2 separate regions of the Homo sapiens genome follow, and region 2 is linked to region 1. Evidence: read pairs that join two places in POLR2A ChIA-PET (ENCODE). Cell type or tissue: MCF 10A. All regions are shown on one strand. Each heading gives the region's core, and the rest is flanking DNA. Links, peaks and the distances in the headings are about the cores only. Region 1 overlaps REEP1 (receptor accessory protein 1). Region 2 overlaps KDM3A (lysine demethylase 3A).

Region 1 (7,771 bases), core at 3,772-7,771:
CTTCTTAGGAGGTTCTCTCTGTAGCTTCTTCCTGAGGCTATTCTGGCTCCCTCACTGCCCACACTGGCCTCTTTTGCTCCCAGCCTCTGCTGAGCTGAGCACTTGTTTCTATTCCTGCTTGGATATCTGGGTTGTCCTTGAACCATCACTCCTACTGGGCTGGAGGGTCATTTCTTTTCTACCCTGCAATCCTTGCAGTGGAGAACATGCACAAAGCCATTTTGGTTTCAGTCCTGAGATTATAGTGATGATGGTGATTTTGGTAAGTGTGAGTTCATTGCTCAGCCTCAGTGAATCCAGACTGGATAACTAGCCTGGGTTGTTAGATGCCTGAGGATCTCACGGTGACTTTGGGCCACCTTCTGACACCCACAACCATCAGTACAGGGAAAGCCCTGGACCTGGATGTGGAGGGTACAGCATATGCAGAGGCACAGTCTCGAACCGGTACCCACCCCACTTCCATGTCATGGAGTTGGCTGCTGGGGTGGAGCTGGCCAGGCTGCTTCTGCAGTTTTTGCCTTGGTCTGAGGGCTTTTGGTCTTTTTTCCCTCCTGCCAGGCAGGAGGTATCTGTGTCCAGAAGGAATTTCCTGGTTTGGTTAATGGGGGTGTCAAGCTCTGACTTGGGACTAGAGCTGAGCTCTCTGAGATGACTTCAGGATTCTATTTAGTTTAGTTGATGAGTGGCCACTGTGTGCCCAGCCCTGGGTCAGGTGCTCAGAGAGACTGAGGGAGGATCAGCCATGGCCCCCCAGTCTCAGGATGCCTTCTGTTGGCTGAGGCAATGAGACTGACATGAGGACCAGGGCACCCAACACAAGCTGTGTGGCACAGCCTCCAAGCACTGTCGGGTCTCAGAGTGGGGAGGCCAGGGAGGGTCAGAGTATTCAGCGAGGGCTCCCTGGAGTCACTGGTCTTTGTGCTCAACAGGATGCAGCTGATTAGGACAGAGGAAGGGAGCAGAGGACAAACTAAGCCCAGAGTAAATAAGCTGAGGGAAGTGCAGAGTAGAAATAAAATAATAATAGTAATTTAAAAATCAAAGGAACATCAGTGATCTCAGGACTTTACTTACTAAGGCCCAGTCTGAACCAATCACACCCCAGCCTAAAATTCAGCTTTGCATGTTGTGCTGCTTCCTGCTGGCTGTTGGGGAGCACAGCAGTGGTAACTGGTAAAGCTGCCCAAGATTAGGGTTCAGTTGTCTGTTTTTTTACTCCACGCCTGGTGGTGGTATAGTCTAGCAAGTCCACTGTTGATGGAGAGAGAGCACATTCGGTGGCTGAATATGTTCTTAGGAGCAGGGTGTCTCAAGAAGAGCTGTGGTTTCTATCTGGAGGCCTCACGGTGATTGGACCAGATGACTTGAGAACCCCTTAGTCTTGCATTCTGTGATTCTAGGTAAAAACAATAGATGCAGCATAGAAAAATGTGTGTGTGTGATACCAGATAAGCTGGGTAGGGGCAGAAGATATTTTACATCTCAACTAAGAACCGCCTAGCAGATGACATGGAATATGTATTAGCATTTAACATTTAAAAAATACTGTGCGTTCAATGAGATGAATTAATTCTGAAGCTTTTCCCGCAGATGTATTCAAGGCAGACTGAAACAGGAATCTTGCTATCATTTTTTTTGGCAGAGGCATCTGTCAGATTCTCCTTCCTTAGGTTTCTCTGCTTCTCTAGGACTGGGCCTTCGCAAAAAAAAAAACAAACAAAAAAACTATATAGCTTTGTTTAAGGTTATCACTTAAGGCCTCCTGGCATTTTATATCCTGTCTCTTACAGGATGCTTGGAATTGAATATGCAAGTATAATATACAATGTCAACATGGCTTGTATGTACAACATAGAAACTGCTCTCCCACCCCACCCCACATCACTGCTGCCATCCTCTCTAGAGGAGATTCTTTCCCTGAGCATTCACCTGGTGTGGGATCACAGGACTGAGCTGCAGGGATTGATGTGTCTCAGTTAAAGCCGCTTCTTTCTTCACCCAGGGAAGTGATGCCCCCTTAGTAAATCTACTGAATTACTCAGAATTCAGTAGATTCTGAGTCTGTGGTTGTTTCTGTGCACAGTGCCTGGAGATTCACACAACTGCACTTTCACAATCCCAGATCCCCTGTAAGGAGGCCCCCAAAACATCAGTGCTTCCTCAGACCGAGGGGCCTCAGCTGTCCTCACAGGCCTGGTTTGCTGTGCTGTGTGCCTAACCTTGCCCTTCCCTGCTCCCTGCACTGATGCTTCCTTGCTATACCTTGTCTCATCTGTGTAGATTGTAAATGGACATTAAGTGGTTGAGGGAGATGTGAATGAGGGTGGTATGAAGGCATGGGAGCCCCACCAGGTCCAAAACCCATTGGCGTTTTCTGACGACGAGGAGGAAGACCTGCTGGATTTCATGTACAAGTATAAAGCACCTCGAAGGATGGAATTGCCCCTGGAGGTACACAGTGTCTGGGGCTGTGGGTTGGAGTGTGTTTGTCCAAAGGCTATGCCCTGGAGATTGGGGGTCCTGGGAGCAGCATCTCTTGGGGCACCAACATCTCCTCAATACCTGGGGTGGAAAGATCTCCTTCCATCAAACAAGCAGAACCAGTCACTGGATAGCATCCAGCTACTTGCCAAGGAGAGGAAATCCTATTAATTTCATTTAGAAATAGGAGCGTGAGCCGGGTGCAGTGGCTTATGCCTGTAATCCCAGCACTTTGGGAGGCCGAGGCAGGTGGATCACCTGAGGTCAGGAGTTCGAGACCAGCCTGGCCAACATGGCAAAACCCCTTATCTACTGAAAATACAAAAATTAGCCGGGTGTAGTGGCGCGCACCTGTAGTCCCAGCTGCTTGGGAAACTGAGGCAGGAGACTCGCTTGAACCCAGGAGGAGGAGGTTGCAGTGAGACTGCACTGCTGCACTCCAGCCGGGATGACACAGCGAGACTCCTTCTCAAAAAAAAAAAAAAAAAGAAAAGAAAAACAAATAGGAGAGTGGTAAAGTATCTAGGTCTTTATTGTTTTGTTTTGGTTTTTCCAGGTATTAACAACTACCACTCTAAGTTGACGTACAAGTGAAAAACAACCCAAATTGACTGTTTTGGGGGAAGAAAACTCAGAATGTGTTATTTGAAAAGTTTTTATAAATAAGAACAAGGCTTGTTCATCGCTGTATCTCCAAGACACAGCATATAGTGCCTGGTATAAAGTAGCTATTCATGAAATGTTAGTGAAGGGGTATAGCCCTTTAGGGTTACCAAAACCAATACCCTTGACATATATGCTATTTTCAGTTGTAGGATGTGGATGGAGTTCTGGCAGCAGGAGGGCTGAGCCTGGAGCCTCCTGGGCCTTGCTCTGTGATGTGGGTAGGGAGTCACCAGTCATGAGCACAGGTGCAGGGACCCCAGTCTTTCTCTCTGCTTCCTAAGGTCTCCTCTCCTATTCCCCATCTGCTGAGTATCACGGCCTGAGAGGCCATCTGAAGCAAATAGGAAGTCTCCGTACAGACCCTTGTGAGACTTATATGGGGAGATGCCTTGAAATGTTCCCTTCTGCAGACACTGAGCAGCCTAGCATTCTTATTTGTTAGGACTGTAATTATGACCACCTCCATGTGCAGTTCATCAGGTTCCTTTGCAAGGTGAGGCACACATGCATCCCTTTTAAAGTTAGAGGGTTTGGGAAAGGATGTTCTGGGCTTGGACACTGCTGGAGGAGTCTGGCCTGGGCAATCTGGCCTGGGCAGCCTCCTGATGGGGAGAGGAGCCCAGCCTAAAGAATTCTAAGGCCCAAGGGTTTGTGCTGTTTTGCTTTTGTTTATTAAAGCTGCACAAACTGCTTTACTGTTTACAGTTCACCAGCCTGCCAAGAGGCAGATTACTATAAAGGTGGGTTCCGTTGTTTCCGTTTTCAGTGTCTGTCCAGAGGTGGCTGGTAAGCATTTCCTAGTGGTAAGGCTGTAGCATGAGGACTCTATGAGAGGGCCTGAGTCTTGTTTTCTGGCTCATTCACTTCCTGCCTTGTATGTGCCTGCCCAGCACTGAGCCACTTACCAGGAAATGGTGGTGAATGCGACATGGGCCTGCCCTCAGGAAGTCCCCAGTCTGGTGGGGAGAGAGTGAGCAGGGCCCCCACACACTCCCTTCCCACTGGGTGCAAAGTCCTCTGCTGGGGGACATGTACAAAACATGAGAGAACAAAGGAGGTGACGATGCCTGGTTGTGCATGGCTGGGCAGTGGCAGGAGGGGCTCCGGGAAACCTTTGCAGAAGTGACTTTTGAGCTGGGTCCTCAAGAGGCCTAGAAATATGCAAGACAGAGGAGGGAGGGAAGGGCTTCCAGTCAGAAGGAATAGAGGCATGAATGGGCACAGTGTAGAGAAAGAAGTTCTCTGTGTATACAGAGAAGTGGACAGACACGGGGGCCAAGGGTAGGTTGGGGCCAGTTGTGTGAACCCCCTCAAGTGCTGTGCCAGAAAATGTTCCCTTCACTTTCATTGAAATAGGAACTCCTCCTGTGATCTGTGTATCCCATGGAAGGAGGGGTCTCTTGAGAGTCATTTGTGGGAGAGATGAGGTGGAGCCCTTCATATAAGTTGAGCATCCCTAATCGAAAAATCTGAAATTCTTTGAGTGTGGACAAGACGCACAAAGGTCATGCTCATAGGAGCATTTTGAATCTCAGATTTTCAGATTGGGGTGCTCAATTGGAATGTATATGCAAACATCCCAAAATCTGAAAAAAAAAAAAAAAAAATCTGAAATCCCAAACACTTCTGACTCCAGGCATTTCCGGATAAGGGATATTCAACCTGTACTTCAAGGTGGTGTTTGCCTTTGTGGTGTGGTGTGCTGTACATTAAGAGGTTTCTCATCCAGAAAGGGGACTGGAAATTTGATGATGGAAATTTGAGGCATGTACCAAAACACATTAGGCTGGTTCCCAAAGGAAATAACAAAAGCAAAGGAAGCATGCGGAGGTGTCTCTTTCTGCTGAATCATTTAAGATAATTTTGCTCCTCAGGCAGAAACAAGAAAGATGTGTCATTCTGCACAACCGTTCCCTTGGGAGATTGAGGAGCATAATTTAAGAGGGAGGCATCAGCCTCTCAAAGGGCTCAGCTTCATGCGATATGTGGGATGGGACTCTGATGATTGCTTCCTGTTGCGGAGATTCAGGGAGACCCCAGCCCTAGCCAGCTGCATTTGGCCAAAGGAGCTGGAAGTCTCAACACAATGCCTTCCAGGTGCTGACCTCAAAAGATCCCACATTTACACCAAACTGAGGGACACCTTTCTGTTTTCTCTACCAGGCACCGCCTAGAATCCTTCGATCTCGCTTCAGGAAGAAAAGTACCTCATCCTCGGCCACCGAAACCACGTGAGTGAGATGAGCCAACAGCACCGGATCCACAGAATGTTTCTTCTCTGCCTTAAAGAGCTATTCACTAATAACATAGAAATCCGCAAGCTGGGTGTGCTTTGAGTGTGCAGCCTCACAAACATGGCCTTTTCTCTCTCCCCTTCCACTTTTAAGGATTTATTTTTTTCCCCCTTTTCTTTATTTTGCTGGGGAGAGGCTAAAGGGAAAGGTAGTAGGGGCGGGGGTGGTGACCTTTAAGTCTTCTGAGGTTGGTAATTTTCCACAATTGGATTGTCATTATAGACAGCAGTGTGTTTTTTAGAAAGATAAGAGAATCACCCCTATGCTGCTGAGATGTACATTTGTAATTTATCTGTTGCATACTTAGTTTTTAGTCCTGTAAATGCAAACACAGCATTTTTTACAACTTTCTTTGTTCTTGGTACTTATACTTTGAACTATGATGTACATATTTATGGCTTTTGGCTTTTAATATAATGGACTTGCAAGGGCTGCCAGAGGTTCTGATATGTAAGAAAACTGCAAAAACAAATATAGACAAATATTTTGATTCTAGAGAACGTCTCAGATGTGCTTATAAAGCTTCCAAATACAACTCCAGTAAGACATCCCTTTCCCTGCAGGAGTGTGGTCTATATTCTTTAGATAGTTGTTTAGTCAAAAGACCAGACAAGTTACAAACTAAGAGAAACAATATTTCACAACACAGTAAAGTGTGATGAGAGGTCAGGGGAACATCCCAGTAAAAGAGAAGAGTCACAGGAAGCTCATCTCCTCCCTGGATTCTGGATTAGGAGCTTCTGAATCTTTTCCAGGGATAGGCAGGTAGCTCACTCTTGGTGCAATTTCTTGAGGATGGGAACATGTAGAGCTGCTGGAAGGAGTAATTCTGTGCTTGACAAAGGACGATTTCTCCTTTATCGTGACCAGTGCTGCCGATTTCCTGACAGAGGAGCTTACACTCTGAGCACCTTGTTTTAGCGAACTCTAGCAAAACTTGTTTAGCTTAGCAAAAACAAACACACAAAAAACTGAGAACTCTGCTGTTTCAGATATGCCATAACATACATCTGAAACACATGTGTAACAATCAAAATGGTGGGCTCTAGAATGGTTTTGGAGCTCGAGATCTTCATGGGTTAGACTTGCTGGTCAGACCCAGGAGCACCTGTGGCTCACACCTTCTGTTCCCCTCCTGGCCTGTGCAGAATGTAAACAGCAGACTCATACTCAATGGGCACTACAGGCCTTATCAGACGTTTTATACAAGCCTGGATTGCTTAGTAGGGGAATAAGGCATTCTCTGAGGGGGCTTTCCACTTAGATTGAGAATTTTATTTGAAAAGAATCTGGTTTAAATGGCATTGTGGTCCGAGGTAGCTGCTCTCCCCACTGAGAGCTGAGCCGAAATATAAGAATAATATATTTGTGCTTCGAGTTGGTGTTTCTTTCAGTGTAATGCATGCAGTGGTCACAACCCAGTTACTCATAATATTTGGATTGTATTTGTTCGTAGATATGCCCAGAAGACTAGAGAATTAGTGTTATATACCATATAGAACTTACTGTCAGTCAACTATAAACAGGCCCAATTAAAAACTGTTCCATTACTACGCAAACACATATTAGAGGCCTTTGCTGATGACACATTAGCTGGATCTTAGCCACCCCAGAAAGGGTTTGATTTGAAGCTGATTGTTGCCAGATATGCATATTGGAATCCCATCTACCCATAGTTCCTCTGAAGGTGATTTTGTAATTTGCAAAAGGGTATAGGAAAATATACCTAAAAGCGAATTTGTGGCTGAGAGGATAAACAGAAGCTGTTTGCTCATGTTCTGTGCCCCACACCCACCAATACCTAAATCTGTTAAGGAAGACAGAAAATGTTTTCTTTGTGCTCATTGAGTAGTTCCAGACAGAAGAAGAATATACTCTTTAAAATGTATTTACCTGTTAGTTGGAAGTACCCAGAATTATCAGAAACGAATGCAAAAAAAAAAAAAAAAAAAAAAAGCTTACACAGCTTCTTAGCAATTTTTTTTTTTTTGCCGAAACAATAAATTGCCTTTAGCAGCAGTTTAAAATCCTATCGTGAACAACCTATATTTTCGCCATTTTACAATGGAGAGTTGTGACAAGTACAGGTTATCAAGTTTGCACTTAACTATGCCAAAAAAAGTTTGAAGCGCTCTATTCTCAGACATGCTGTATTATTACTTCTCATTCAAGATTGAAAAATATAAAGGTATCCAAACTCTGTCTTAATGTAAATGTAACTATTTTTCCTTCAAGTGTTGACTAGGGAGTCGGTTTCTCTCTTAAAGACACTCACTGTACAACTGAAAGCAGCTGTCATATTTCTGGCAAAATGTGTTTACGTATCT
Region 2 (13,503 bases), core at 9,485-13,484, 240 kb before region 1:
ACTCTTTCTTCTATAGTAAAGATTATGTTTGAATTTTAAAGATAAAACTCCATTCTTGCTACTTGCCAAGAGTCAAAAATTGAACCTCTAGTAAAGGTCAATGTGTCAAGATAAAAATTCTAAAATATATACGTATATAAAAAATGTTAGAAATCCCTTCAAAGATATTCACACAAAATCTAATTAAAAACGAACAATGGGCAAGGCACAAGGGCTCACACCTGTAATCCCAGGATTCTGGGAGGCCAAGATGAGAGGACTGCTAGAGGCCAGGAGTTCATGACCAGACTGGGCAAAATAGCAAGTCCCCCATCTCTACAAAAAAATTAAAAATTAGCCTGGTGTGGTGGCACGCGCCTGTAGTCCCAGCTACTTGGGAGGCTAAGGCAAGAGGATCAATTGAGCCCAGGAGTTCAAAGCTGCAGTAAACTTAAACTTTGACTGTACCACTGCAACTGCACTCCCTCCTGGGCAACAGAGCAAGATCCTGTCTCTAAAAAACCTCAAAAACTAAAAAAAAACTAACAAACTGGCAGCAGCACAAAACCCTTTTCTGCTATGAGCAACATGTAACCAGCCCTAACAGAGAATAATTTCATTCTTGTTTGTTCAGTGATCAGCACACAGAGCAAATAGAATAGCTGATTGATTACTTGGTTATTCACAGAACGATTTGGTATTTTCCCTGTACATCTTACTAGGGATAGCCTTGAAGAACTTTTGTTTCTTAGCATCCTAGAGTTCTTTCTCCAGAAAAATGCAAAGTCCTTTTTTTCTATTATACCTGTTTGTTCCTGCCTCTACCAAAGGACTTCACCCTGGAGAAGAATTTTTCATTTAAACACTCAGATGAAAAATCTTTCCTTGGATATCACTGAACTTCCTAATGTTCCCTCCGTTTCTATTTTGAAGACTGCTCCTCCTCCTGTCTGACTGCCACATGGCCATCCTCCAAGCTCTATCCCAGACTGACTACTTTTTCCCAGTGAACCAGTGTGCTCAGCCACTCTCCCACCTTCCAAACCTACTTTTCTATACCACAGTCTCTCTGACCTACATCTTAAGGCTGTATCAACTGCCTGCCTACGCAGGCCACCACCACTTCCCAGAAGAGATCCTTCCCTTGAAACTACTTGCTCTGTCAACCTTGTACCTACTTTAAACTTTCTAGTGAAACTTTACATTTCGTACTCATTTTCTTCCTCTACAAGTTAGTAACAGTTACCACCTACAGATATTGCTTCCTCATTTCTATTATTCTTAGAGTCCTCTCTACTGCCAAATTTCTCAACTATACTTGGGTCAATTCATGTCGAGGCTGCGGAGAATCTCTCACTGTAACCATGTCTCACTGCTTCTTCACACTCCCACTGACCTCAGTCTTCCATGTACAACCAATCTGTTCCCTTTTCCTTAAAAGAAGACACCTGTTTTACAAAGGTACTATTTCAATTGCTCCTTCACACTGTATCAAGACAGTCTCTTTTCTCATGCCCCCTTTCACTTCTATACCATTTTCTATGTTGCTCTGTGTGCCTTCTATACTTTTCACCTTCAAAAGCATCTATCCATCTTTTCTCAGAAACTCTAACGAAAAACCTCCCTGGACAACCAGGGATAAAAACAATGAGCCATGACTAAAATAATTTTTTATTATTATAATTAAACATCTTTAACAAATCACTACTCACCCTTGAGGAATTTTTGCTCCAAGGTTAGGTGGAGAGTTGGCAGCCTGGGGAGTACTTTGCTGTCTTGGGTCCTTACTAGGTGGAGTTGCCGCAGTACAGCCAAGCAGTATCTCCTTAAAAACTGTTGTAGGTACAGACTGCACAGGACACATACTGGGAGAGGCCTAGAAGATACCAAACCAACAGATATTAAAAGGAAGTCCCTAGTTAGGAAATAATAAAATGCTACCAAATTTAAGATCATTTGCTTAATACTAAACAAACATAATACCATTGCCAAATAAAAAGAAACAGGAAAGTGAAACAAGTGATAAACTATACAATTCAGGGCTTTAAGACTGTAAGTAATCACTCCAGCTTTTCACAAAACTTATGTCTTCCTACAAAGGATCACAAGCTTATCTTTTTCAGACCTCTGAACCACTGTGCCAGGAAAACAGTCAGGTGGCAATTACTTTACTAATGCAACGCAGAGGTGAACTTTTAAGTGACAGTTTTAAATGGTGGCAGCTTCACATGCATTCACTTTGGCATGACTTGAGTGCCCACCACGCACTTACTGCATAGTTTGGCAGGAGACCAGACCACATAGGACTCTTGTAGGCAGGGATGCCTATTTGGTACCCAGATAAGCCTTTGCAATGCAATAAAAGTTGAGGACAGTTCTTGCTCTTATGTGGCTCATCAAGTCACAGAAGTCATCCCAAGCTGCAAAAAATATCAAGTTATGACAGGCCTGTGGGCAAAGTTGGGACACCTGTCCCAGTTCCCTTTTCAGGTAACTTAATCTTCAAAAAAAGGAAGTATTGAATCAACTTCTTAACAGTTTATACCATTCACAAAAATAAACTTCCCACCATAAAAAAGAAAGGAGAAACTCAAGACAACTAGTCTAAGGCTGAACCAGGTGAAACCAATTCACCCATTTCACCAGGCTCCTCACATGTGCTTAAATTTTTAAGTTATATACCTTAAATTTTTAAGTCATATACCTTTCTCAATCGTCTTGCCTTACCACCAAATCTAAACTTGAAGAATCTCCAAAGTTTCTTCATCTTCTAGTCATTAACTTCTAAAGTTTGATTACAACTTCCACTAATAGGTTTTCTGTTTTGTTTTTTGTTTTTGAGACAGTCTCACTATTATCACCCAGGCTAGAGTGCAGCAGCGCCATCTTGGTTCATTGCAACCTCTGCCTCCAGGGTTCTAGCAATTCTCAGGGCTCAGCCTCCCGAGTAGCTGGGATTACAGGCATGTACCACCATGCTCGGCTAGTTTTTCGTGTTTTTAGTAGAGACAGGATTTTGCTATGTTAAGGCTGGTGTCCAACTCTTGGCCTCAAGTAATCTGCCTGCCTTGGCCTCCTAAAGTGCTGGGATTACAGGCATGAGCCACTGTGCCTGGCCAGCAGGTTTTTAAAACCTGACAATTTCGAATATATTTATATGTACTCTACTCATGAATGCTTTTCTCAGAAATTTACTTGACAGCCTTGAAAAGACTAGCTAGCATATACAGATATATCTGAAAAATAAGAATTTAATCACTGGCAAAGTTTTGGCATAGTTTCAACTATTTTTAGGCACTAAATTATCTGATCATATATTACACTATTTCAGTCAACTCAATTTTGGTTAAATAGTACCTTAATGTTCTCCAGAAGGTGTGATGGTTGGTTTTGGGTGTTTTTTGAGTTTCCTAATCCTTTAAATGAGGAAATTTGTTTATTCCTAAAGTCCCTTTTGCTTGTAATAGTTTGCAATTCCCTGTTAATCTGAGGTTAGTCTCCCAAAGTTTAATGCTAAATCATTTTGAAATGCTTATTCAAGGCTCAATTTTACCAATTATCTTTCCTCATATTGGTCACCTTCCTTATTCTGAATATGTTTAGAATTGATGCACTAATACCTTTCCTCACTCTCCCAAGAGCAACATACTTAAGAAATTTGGATTATAAACCTAAGCATAAATTTTTACTCTGTATAAAATCAAGCCGCTCAAGTTAAAAAAAAAAACCCTCCATCTAATTTCCCATATGTAATCAATAAACCAATAAATCTTGCCTCTATTTGCAAAGTATGTATTGAATCTACCCATTTCTTTTCATGTCACTACTACTACCATCTTTCCCCTAAGCTACACATGTCCTAACCAACCTTCCTTCCATTCTTGTTGAATCCTCTGCATCCTACCCAAGATCTCTTCTACCACAGAGCAATCTCTATAAAACATAAATCAAATAAGATCACGGCAGTCCACTGCCTACAAGAATCCCATGTGGTCCAGTCTCCTTACCACTCCTGCTCCTCCTCCCCCCATCTCTTTCACTGCCCCGCTTGCTCACAGTACTCCAACTACACTTGCTTCCTTTCTCATCTCCTAGTGTTCTAAGCCCTTTCTTGCCTGGGCCTTTGTACTTGTTATCTCTCTGGCTACATCGTTTTCAGTGGCTGGTTGGTTCTCTCTGTTCACCCTCAAGTCTGTTAATATGTCACACTCTCAGAATTTCTGATTACTCTTTCTGAAGTAGCATCCCAAAAGCCGTCCCTTACTCTTTATCATTTTTCTGTTTATACCTTTCATAGCCCTTATCACACCATGAAAGTACCTTTCACTTATTCACTGTCAGTCTCCTCACAATGGGACACACACTGTTTATGGGCAGAGGCCCTGCTGTTGCGCCCACTGTTATAACCTCATAAAACCAAACATACAGTGGATGCTCAATAAATAAGACTGGTGGAATGAACATACCAAGGAGTGAATGCTGTTAGCATGTAACATTTCTAAATAGCTATAAATCAATAAGTCTTATGAGTTACCTGAAGTGACAGGAAGTGATGATCACCACTGTAGATCAGTCTAGCATACACTAAATATGCAATAAATACTTGTTGGAAGGAGGGATGGAGGAACAGAGGGAAGGAGGGAAGAAAGGAGAAATCTGCTATTTTTACAAGGGTGATTCACCACACCAAGGAGAAGATTTGGAGAGCAGTGGCAACAGCACAGTGATGAAGAGTACTGGATTTTGGTGTTAGCCTTTGGTTTGAAATTCAGTCTCTAACACTTCCTAGCACTTTCTTCCCATGAAGTATACTTTACAGGGCTGTGCTTTTACCATAGTGCCTGGCGCTGAAATCAATTTTAGAGATGAGCTGTCTTAAAGCAGAAAAACATTGCGAAAATTTTCTCAATTCTGTCACCGTGTGTTAGAATTAGCACAACTTAGCGTGCTTTTCCTTTAAGAAACTCAAGTATTTCCTTCTACAACTTTCCTAAGGTTTAGCTCAACAGGAACAGGACTCCAATTCCCAAACCCATGTTCACGAGTGCACCTCCGCACTGGCCTCTGACTCAACAAAGGGTCAAAGTTTCTTCTTACCTGAAGAGTTTTCCCTGAAGGTCTTCTATACCAGTCATGGCAATAGTTCCTCCCTGCCAGCAGACGGAGATAATATAATTGAGTGTATGATAGAATTCTAAAAAGGACACTGCCGGCTCACATTCCTCAGCAGACTCTTTCCCAACTAACCAGGCAACGTCGTAACTCTGAGGAATAGTCTGCTAGGCAGAGAAGACCTTCAAGGAGCCAGGTATCACTGGCAAACAGGTTTATCTTAACCAAAAGTATTCATCAAGACAGTCAAGAGTCTTGCCTACTAGTCCCAAATGCCTGTCTTCTAAAGACCACCCTAAAAGTGCCAGTCCAACACATCTGGGAAGTGCAAACACAGTGAGAATCGTGCTGAGTGCATTACTGTACTCACCTTTCACTCATACATTTTCAAAAACTTTCTTTCCCCACTGCTCCCTTTATCTCTCCAGCCCTCCTGAAATCTAGGCCAGGCCAGTGTATCCAAAACTTGTCTGACTACAAGAATCACCCAGAACGAAAGACATTTACCGATATGGAATAATAGTTATAATACATTGCAAGGGAATCAAGGAGGCTACAAGAGTATGGTTTTTAGTTTTAAAAAACTAACAAAAAAAATCAGGTCTCTGTGATAAATACAGGGGGAGAAGAGACAGAAGGAAAGTATTTCCTTACATTACATTTGAAGTATTTCAAAATGTAAACAGAGAGTCTCTGAGAAGTATGATTACAAGTGATGATTCTATTCTTTACTATACTTTTCTAGGTTAACCAAAAATTTTCAAATGAGATGAGCTTCACAATCAAAAAAATATTTTCAAGAACTTCTGAAACCCAGGTAAAAATCCACCTTCGACTTCCTTTAGAATGACGTGACTAGCATAGAGCTCAAGAGCTGCAATGTACATTTTTAAAACACTTAATTTAGTTTATCATATTAGATGCAGAAGTTAAGAAACTTATCTCCAGGCTGAAGTGCAGGCTTATTTTTTTAATAGCTTCTAATGTGCCCAACAATCAGCTCAATAGCACACATAGTATGGGCAACATGCTGAGAAAGATAAAAAAGTAATGCTTCTGGCCTTGCAAGAATTTGAATCAAGGAGACAGGATCATATCATATATGTCTATATGCCCACATTTTACAAGTACCTCCTTGAAGGTTAGAAATTTACTTGCTCAAACACCTTTCTCATTGCTGACACACTCAACATTCTGAAGGCACCTTCCCCCAAGGGAGGTTCCCACTGACCTCAGTTCTGCTTGCACCCCAGATTGATCGCTCCACCATCCAACAGGATACGTCATTCCTATTCCCAACCCTTCTTCCTCAGCAAGTCTCACAGCTCAGCTCTCCTCTTCATCATACTCCCAATTTACACTGACACATTCCCCATGACAGGCAACACACAACCAACTTCTCCAAACTGATATTTACTACTTCTAACTCTAGACTGCCAACAATTTCTCTAACGTTAAAACCTGACATAAAGAAATTATTATTATATCCTGTTTATCTCTCAGCTTCTAATACTATGGATTACTTGACAATATTGTCTCTGAGCTTGACATCCTCTGTGTAGTCCTGGCCACATTAATTACCCAGAGCCTTACTATCTGTTCCCTTCTAGACCAGGGACCCCTATTCCTCAGCAGCTCAGCCCCTTTCTATACTGGGAGACTATATAGTATCATAAATAATTGCCTGACCATGTCACTTGGGCTTCCTAAGCTAGAACTGTCATGTTCTTTGAGGCAGACATTCCATTTGTTCTACCTACTTCATTAGCTAGATTCCTGTGCTTCTTCAGTCCTAACACCTAGTCTTCCACCAAATCCAACTACTGCTGTCTCCTAAATAGCTCTCCACCCCCTTAGCTACCGCCTCACCTCAAGCCTATTTATGATGTGCAATACAACTAACCTCATCAGTGCCCTCATTTCTATTCTCATGTCCTTCCCTCATCCATCATCTACAGAGCTTAAGTCAATCTCCTGAACTTAAAACCCCTGAACACCCCAGACACCCCCTCTTCATCTGCAGCATAAAACCCAAACTTCCTATCTCTGACCCTGCTTCTCTTTTTCCATGCCTCCTGTGCCCCTGCCACAATGAAACATTTGCCCTTCACCAAACAAGACACGTCCTCCCTGTCTGAGAGGCTCTGCCCAGGCTGCTTCTTGAGGCACCTGCAGAGCTCCTGACCAGAGCACTCTCCCTGCACTTGTGGGAGCCCTCTGGAAGTCTGTCTCCCTCACTATCCTATGGAATCTGAGACAGGAACTCCAGATACCTTTCAATCTCCAGGACCAAGTATCCACCACACAGTGAGTACTTAATACAGTAACTATGGTTTCTTGGATGGATGTACTTGAAATTACCTTGTAAACTTTAAGGCAAAAATGAAAGGTAGTAAGACTAATTTCCATACTTAACTCTTCATTCTTTCCTAAACAACCTGAGCCTCAAGAGGTCAAAGCCTATACCCTTCAAAGGAGGACAGAGGCTTCAGACACTGGTTTACAAAGCTTTTGGTGAAGTATCAAAGTTCCTGTTGCCTGTATACAGGAAAGATTCAAGAAAGCCAATTAACCATCCTAGCTACACAGACTCAAGTGTTTGTGTGGCACAGTGCTAGCTTTGGTTCTAGTCGATGCTGTAGTCCAGTCTGCCCTTAATCAAGAAACCCAGATTTATTCATTGGCTTCCTGGCCCACTCCCCATGCCATTTCTCCTGGCCTTGGTCAGTTTTTAAATTTTAAACTCCAGCCTGGGGCAGAGCATTATAAAGGAGTTTTTGATAATTATAACACAGGAAACTATCCATGTGACATTTAGGCATTTGGATTCCTAAGGTGCCAGAAAGTTATTTGTATTGGAATAGGTCCTAATGATTTAATTCACCTAAAAGAGAAATAGTCTCGGTCCAAATGGTAACTATTTCAGAATAGAATTAAATCTGGTACCTGAACCCACAGTAGCATTCACAAAAGCCTATACTTTTCTGGACAGAAATTAGTAATGGCAAACCAATCACTTTCCTTGAAATACATTTGTTTACCCAATCATAAATGACCAATTAAATTCCTTATTATTGAGAAGGTGAAGGTCCTATTTCAACACCCAAACTACTCAGAATTCTAAGGCTCCTTCCCTCTTTTCATGCCAGGCATTGACACACACAACTCAATTTACCTTTAAGAACACTTCCACATGGTGAAATTGTCAAATCTATTGAGAATCTCCAGCAAATACCAAAAAATGAAACTTTTTTACATAAAATAGTGAACCATAAACTTATATTATCTCCATCTGCTTCAGTGTAGAAATTATGGCCAAGATCTGGAACTAGCAAAGAAGAGCAGACAGCAATATAACACTAAAAAAATTTGCCACGCAGCCAGGGGCAGTAGCTCACTCATGACTGTAATCTCAGCAGTTTGGGAAGCTGAGGCGGGAGGATCGCTTGAGCCCAGGAATTCAAGACCAGTCTGGTCAACATACCAAGACCCTGTCTCTACAAAAAACACAAAAATTAGCCAGGTGTCATGCATGACACATGCCTGCAGTCCCAGCTACTATGGAGGCAGGAGTTCAAGGCTGCAGTAAGCTCTGGTTGCACCACTGCACTCCAGTCTGAGTGACAGAGTGAGATCCTATCTCTAAAAAAATAAAAATAATTAAATAAATAATAAAAAATAAAAACTAGCCATGCAATGTTGGAGTTAAGGAAAGCTTTACACAAGTGACATAAATAAAGGTTACCTCAGAGCAAGATTTTGCTTGTTTGGAAACCAGGGTTCCATTATTCTCAGAAGACTTGCGTTTTACAGCTCCAATTCTTGCAGAATTACCTAAAATATTTAAAAATAGGTTAAGTTGGCTTCCCTGTTTCTCTTAATGTGAGAAGAACGGAGGAAAGGAGGAAGGAGAAGAAAGATTTTAATAACATATCTTACCACATGTCACAAGGTTATCGTGTACAACTTCAACATGAATCAGTGACGGATCAACAATTTTCAGTGCTGGAATCTTAAAAATAAATGAAACAAAGATACCGGAAAATAAAAAATGCTCAAGAACATACTGAAAATCAGGTTCATTAACATAACAATAGGAGCTTCTTATGAATAATTTCTTTTTAAAACAACTGTAATTATTTCTACCCTATAAAATAATAAAGGTATTTAGTGCCTAGAAAATCATAAATGCTTTGTATAGTTATCATGCTTTGTCGAGTTATCTTACAAAGAGTTATTGTTGTCTTTACCTCCTCACAGTTGACTTGAAGAGTTTTTGATGCTGGGTTTCCATTTATAACGGTTGCTGAAAACCACTGAGTAGATGGGTCCAAGCTATAAATTTTTACTTCTGAACCAACTAAGTTTTTGTCACCTTAAAAAAAAAAAAAAAAAAAAAATCTTAGAGCAATTTGCATTATCTCCCAATAGCAACATCATCCAGGACAATCTTTTCCTAAGTCTTTTTTAAAAAAACGCAAAAGTAAACATTAAAAGAATCACTACAAACATAAGATGACTGACATTTCAGAAAAGCTATGAGAAAATTTAAACTTTTTATTTTGTATCGGACCAAAGTAGTATTAGACAATTCATCAAGACCTCACTCACTGTCCTGTGTAGTTTTAGAGGAATCAAATTCAGGAACCCCAACAAAAATACTATGTCTGATAATCTAAAAAACACAGAAAAAAAATGTATGATTGTAGAAACTCAGTAACACAAATGGGAAGGTAAGGAGTATCAAATTAATGCCTTATCCATTTTATATGGCTGATATTCCAAACATATCAAATTCCACATCAAAATATAGCTGAGCTTTAAAAATATCTTTTTTCTTTTCTTTTTTTTTTTTTTTTTTTTGAGACAGGGTCTTGCTCTCACCCAGGCTGGAGTGTAGCAGTGTAATCAGGGATCACTGTAGCCTTGACCTCCTGGGTTCAAGTGATCCTCCTGCCTCAGCCTCCTGAGTAGCTGGGATTACAGGCATGTGCCACCACACCGGGCTAATTTTTTTAAAAATGTTTTGTAGAGATCGACGTCTCCCTGTGTTGCCCAAGCTGGTCTTGAACTCCTATCCTAGGCTCAAGCAATCCTCCCACTTTGGATGTCCCAAAGTGCTGGGATCACAGGCTTGAGCCACTGTGCCTGGCCCTACTTTACTGTTAGTTTCATATAATCCCTGAACTTTCCAAATTTCAGAGGTTTTAGCAACACACACATTTTTTGAATTTTAAATTTTAAATTTCTTAAAAATTTATTTTAGAAAAAAAGTAAGAAATGGCCCGGCGTGATGGCTCACACTTGGCAGGCAGATCACTTAAGGCCAGGAGTTTGACACCAGCCTGGCCAACATGGTGAAATAGTGAAATCTTGTCTCTACTAAAAATACAAAAACTAGCCGGGTGTGGTGGTGCGTGCCTGTAGTCCTAGCTACTTGTAAGGCAGAGGTTGCAGTGAGCCAAGACAGCACCACTGGCACTCCAGCCTAGGAACTAGACTGTCTCAAAAAAAAAAAAAAAGAAAAAAGAAATTTCCATGAGCAAATGAATGAGAGGCTAAACCCTAGTTTCTCACAAGCTAATCATTGGTCAACTCGTGAACTATCACCACTAGATAATGCATATACCTTTTAAAAGATGGCTTTCATCTAAATGCTTCACAATCAAAGCTTGAAATTCTTTACTGACAATCTGATTATCCGTAAGAGAAAGTCGAAGACTGTTTACATCCTGAAAAATGAAAGATCATTACATGTTAAGGGTAACAGTTAATAAGAAGAGTTATTTAAATTCCAGTGGGCTATTTCAATTGGTTAATCAAATGGGTTAAAGTAGTGTCAACAAACCATGTGATAGCCCAAATCATTCCAATTCCAGTAAACCAGATGGCTCAAAAAGTCCTAGACCATCAAATGATCACAGCTATAAGGCAGACTGAAGTAAAGTCATCCCAAGCTAGAAGCATGAGAAATATTAAGAGGAACTCAAAGCATAATTTTAAAAATGACTAACTTTGGCAATGGGAAAAAAGTAAGCAAACAAACAGCTGGTCAATCCAAGTAAAAAACACTCTGTATCCTAAATACTGGGGATGGGGAAATCACAATCCAAATCCAAGGGACAAAAAACACAGATATGACACACAAGAGACAGATGTATATGGTCGATTCATTGCAATTACTGTCTGGGTTTTTTTTTTATTTTATATAACACACTGCATGTACTATATAATACACTGTGTAACCTACTAGCAGGGGTAGATGACCATAACTGAGAGTTAGTTTATTCATCAATCAGAAAAATGTTTCCTTGATCAATGTTCTCCAAACCTTTTGACACATTGTAAAGATTAACTCCAGAGGTACACATATCTCTTTCCACCAAAGTCCACTGATAATGGGCAGCCCTTTTTTCCATATTCCCATTAGTAAACCCATGGCTGTGCCCAGTGGCCACCCTGGGGATGAGCAAGCATGCACCCATGATGGCAATTTTAGGGAAAATTTTGAACCACATCTCAGCCTGGTTACCTAGGCCAAAACCCTATTTTCTAAGGCCCCTTAAAGCTGACCAAGCTTCAGCTCCCTTCCTGGTAAGAAACTGCTGTTTTTAACAACTCATTTCACACAGATTCATTTAACCTAACTAGTATTACAAAATGCATTCTTTTTTACAAAAAGGGAGGTGGGGGGACAAACAGAAAATCTGAATGAATAGCCTAAGGCGTCAGAGTAAGCCAGTTCTGAAACATTCAATTCTTGGCAGCAGCTCCATTCTTGGCACTATTCCACAGTCTTCTGGCTTTGTGTGCACACCCAGTTATGATAAATGTAATACAGAAACTGTCAATAGGAATAACTTGCCAAACCGAATTCTAGCAGGGCAAAGAAAAAACAGTGCTCAACACAGAAGCCCTTCCAATATCAGGGCTTTATGCTTTTCTGCCACTGTGAAATGGATAATGACCAAGAATGGGTCATCCATTTTTCCCACTGGGAAGGATAACTAGTCTGTTAGAGAAGCTGTGCTGGAAAAATGTATTTCTTTTGCCAAGTAACATTAGACAAACCTAGGGACTCCATAAGAGATCAACATTAATTACCAGAATGGGTTAGTTTTTGTTTTTTTCTCATGCATGTATTGTTTATGCAATTTCAAAAAATTTAATTATATTCTCCAATTCCTACTACAAGATGAAAGTATGTATCAATGGAAAGAGCCGCAAAGGGCTTCAATAAAGTAGAAAAATATTAGGCTGCCTAGGAGAGTTTAGGGCTTAACGAAAGTGCAAGATAGTTGTCCAGATACCTTATCTTTTTCTTACCAACAGATAACTGAGTAAAATTCAATCTAAAGACGGACCCTAACTTTCAATCCCAATTTTTCCACATGCCAAATGATTTTCAGGTGCTCTGTGCATTATCTAGAGCAAGTATCCTACTGGGGTAATCACATCCCCCAACGTGGAATTTCGTACAGCCTACTGTGAACACCCATATCTACAAGATAATTCTCTGAAGTACTAAACTTTGAAAACTCAACATCACTAAAAGTCAAGACCACACATTATAGTTCTCCCAGTTAATTGTATATCGTATTAATGACAACATTCACACTGATGGCTCACAGCCCCACAGCCCCTCTTCCCGAGAACAAATATAAACTTACTAATTTAGATGTTTCTTTCTCAATCCCAAGAAACAAAACTAGGGTTCTACCTTAATTGAAAACCTTAAATACAGGAAAGATGTAAATTCAGAAAACAGCACTAAGAATAAAAAATTCCTTTTATTACTCAGTAAAGCAAAATATCCACAACCCCCCTGTATGTTATTTGATCCCTGCAAGCAAGTCAGTCTTCCTTTTAAGTCAGGAAAAATATCAAGATGGGTATAACACAAGAACTTGTGTCTGAAATTAACTAAGTGAAAGCATCTTCCTCTGTTCCATTACTTAAACATTATAAAATAAGGTTCAGATTATGAATCCTGTTTTCACTCACTTTCCAGATATGGAAGTATGGATGAGACTCAAGTAGAGGAAAAGCCAGTGCTTTGGGCTTCCCGATACAGGCTCGGCAACCTGATAACCACTGACCCCAAACTACTTTTAGCAAATAGGTTTCATAGTTCTATACCCCAAAGAAACAAGTCAGGTATGAAGTCACAAAACAGAAGGCGGTAAAGAAGATTATTCAGCTTTATAAATGATATCTAAAAGATGAATATTATTATAATGTGTGTGTTTGTATGCGTGTGTGCAGTCTATTCTCATCATTTGCAGTAGTTATGTTTTATCAAGTTGCAAAAAAATGTTTTATTAACAAATACTGAACCATTGCTCCTAGGGGAAATACAGGTGTAGGTTCCTTCAAGCCTCTGGTCACATTTTCAACAACCAATTGACACAT

The links. Peaks named below come from ENCODE experiments on the same cell type or tissue, not always from the same donor. Only the 100,000 strongest peaks of a DNase experiment are listed, where the experiment ranks them.
Region 2: POLR2A ChIA-PET joins it to region 1 with 5 read pairs; 13 of 35 experiments call an interaction of 5 or more read pairs at or near these places.

The regions. Positions count from the first base shown.
Region 1 is chr2:86,214,653-86,222,423 of GRCh38, reverse strand. It overlaps REEP1 (receptor accessory protein 1), which reads left to right. Exons shown (of 9, transcript NM_001371279.1): 8 at 2,303-2,454; 9 at 5,314-7,771. The coding sequence ends at 5,385. Among named protein-coding and RNA genes, the nearest start is that of MRPL35, 19 kb to the right of the region's middle. RefSeq lists an enhancer at 3,964-4,258. In MCF 10A, for the core only: no CTCF peak of the experiment used is centred there; no DNase peak of the experiment used is centred there.
Region 2 is chr2:86,452,405-86,465,907 of GRCh38, reverse strand. It overlaps KDM3A (lysine demethylase 3A), which reads right to left. Exons shown (of 26, transcript NM_018433.6): 5 at 10,721-10,823; 6 at 9,342-9,466; 7 at 9,031-9,103; 8 at 8,837-8,925; 9 at 1,692-1,855. Among named protein-coding and RNA genes, the nearest start is that of KDM3A, 18 kb to the right of the region's middle. In MCF 10A, for the core only: no CTCF peak of the experiment used is centred there; a DNase peak (open chromatin) is centred at 11,867.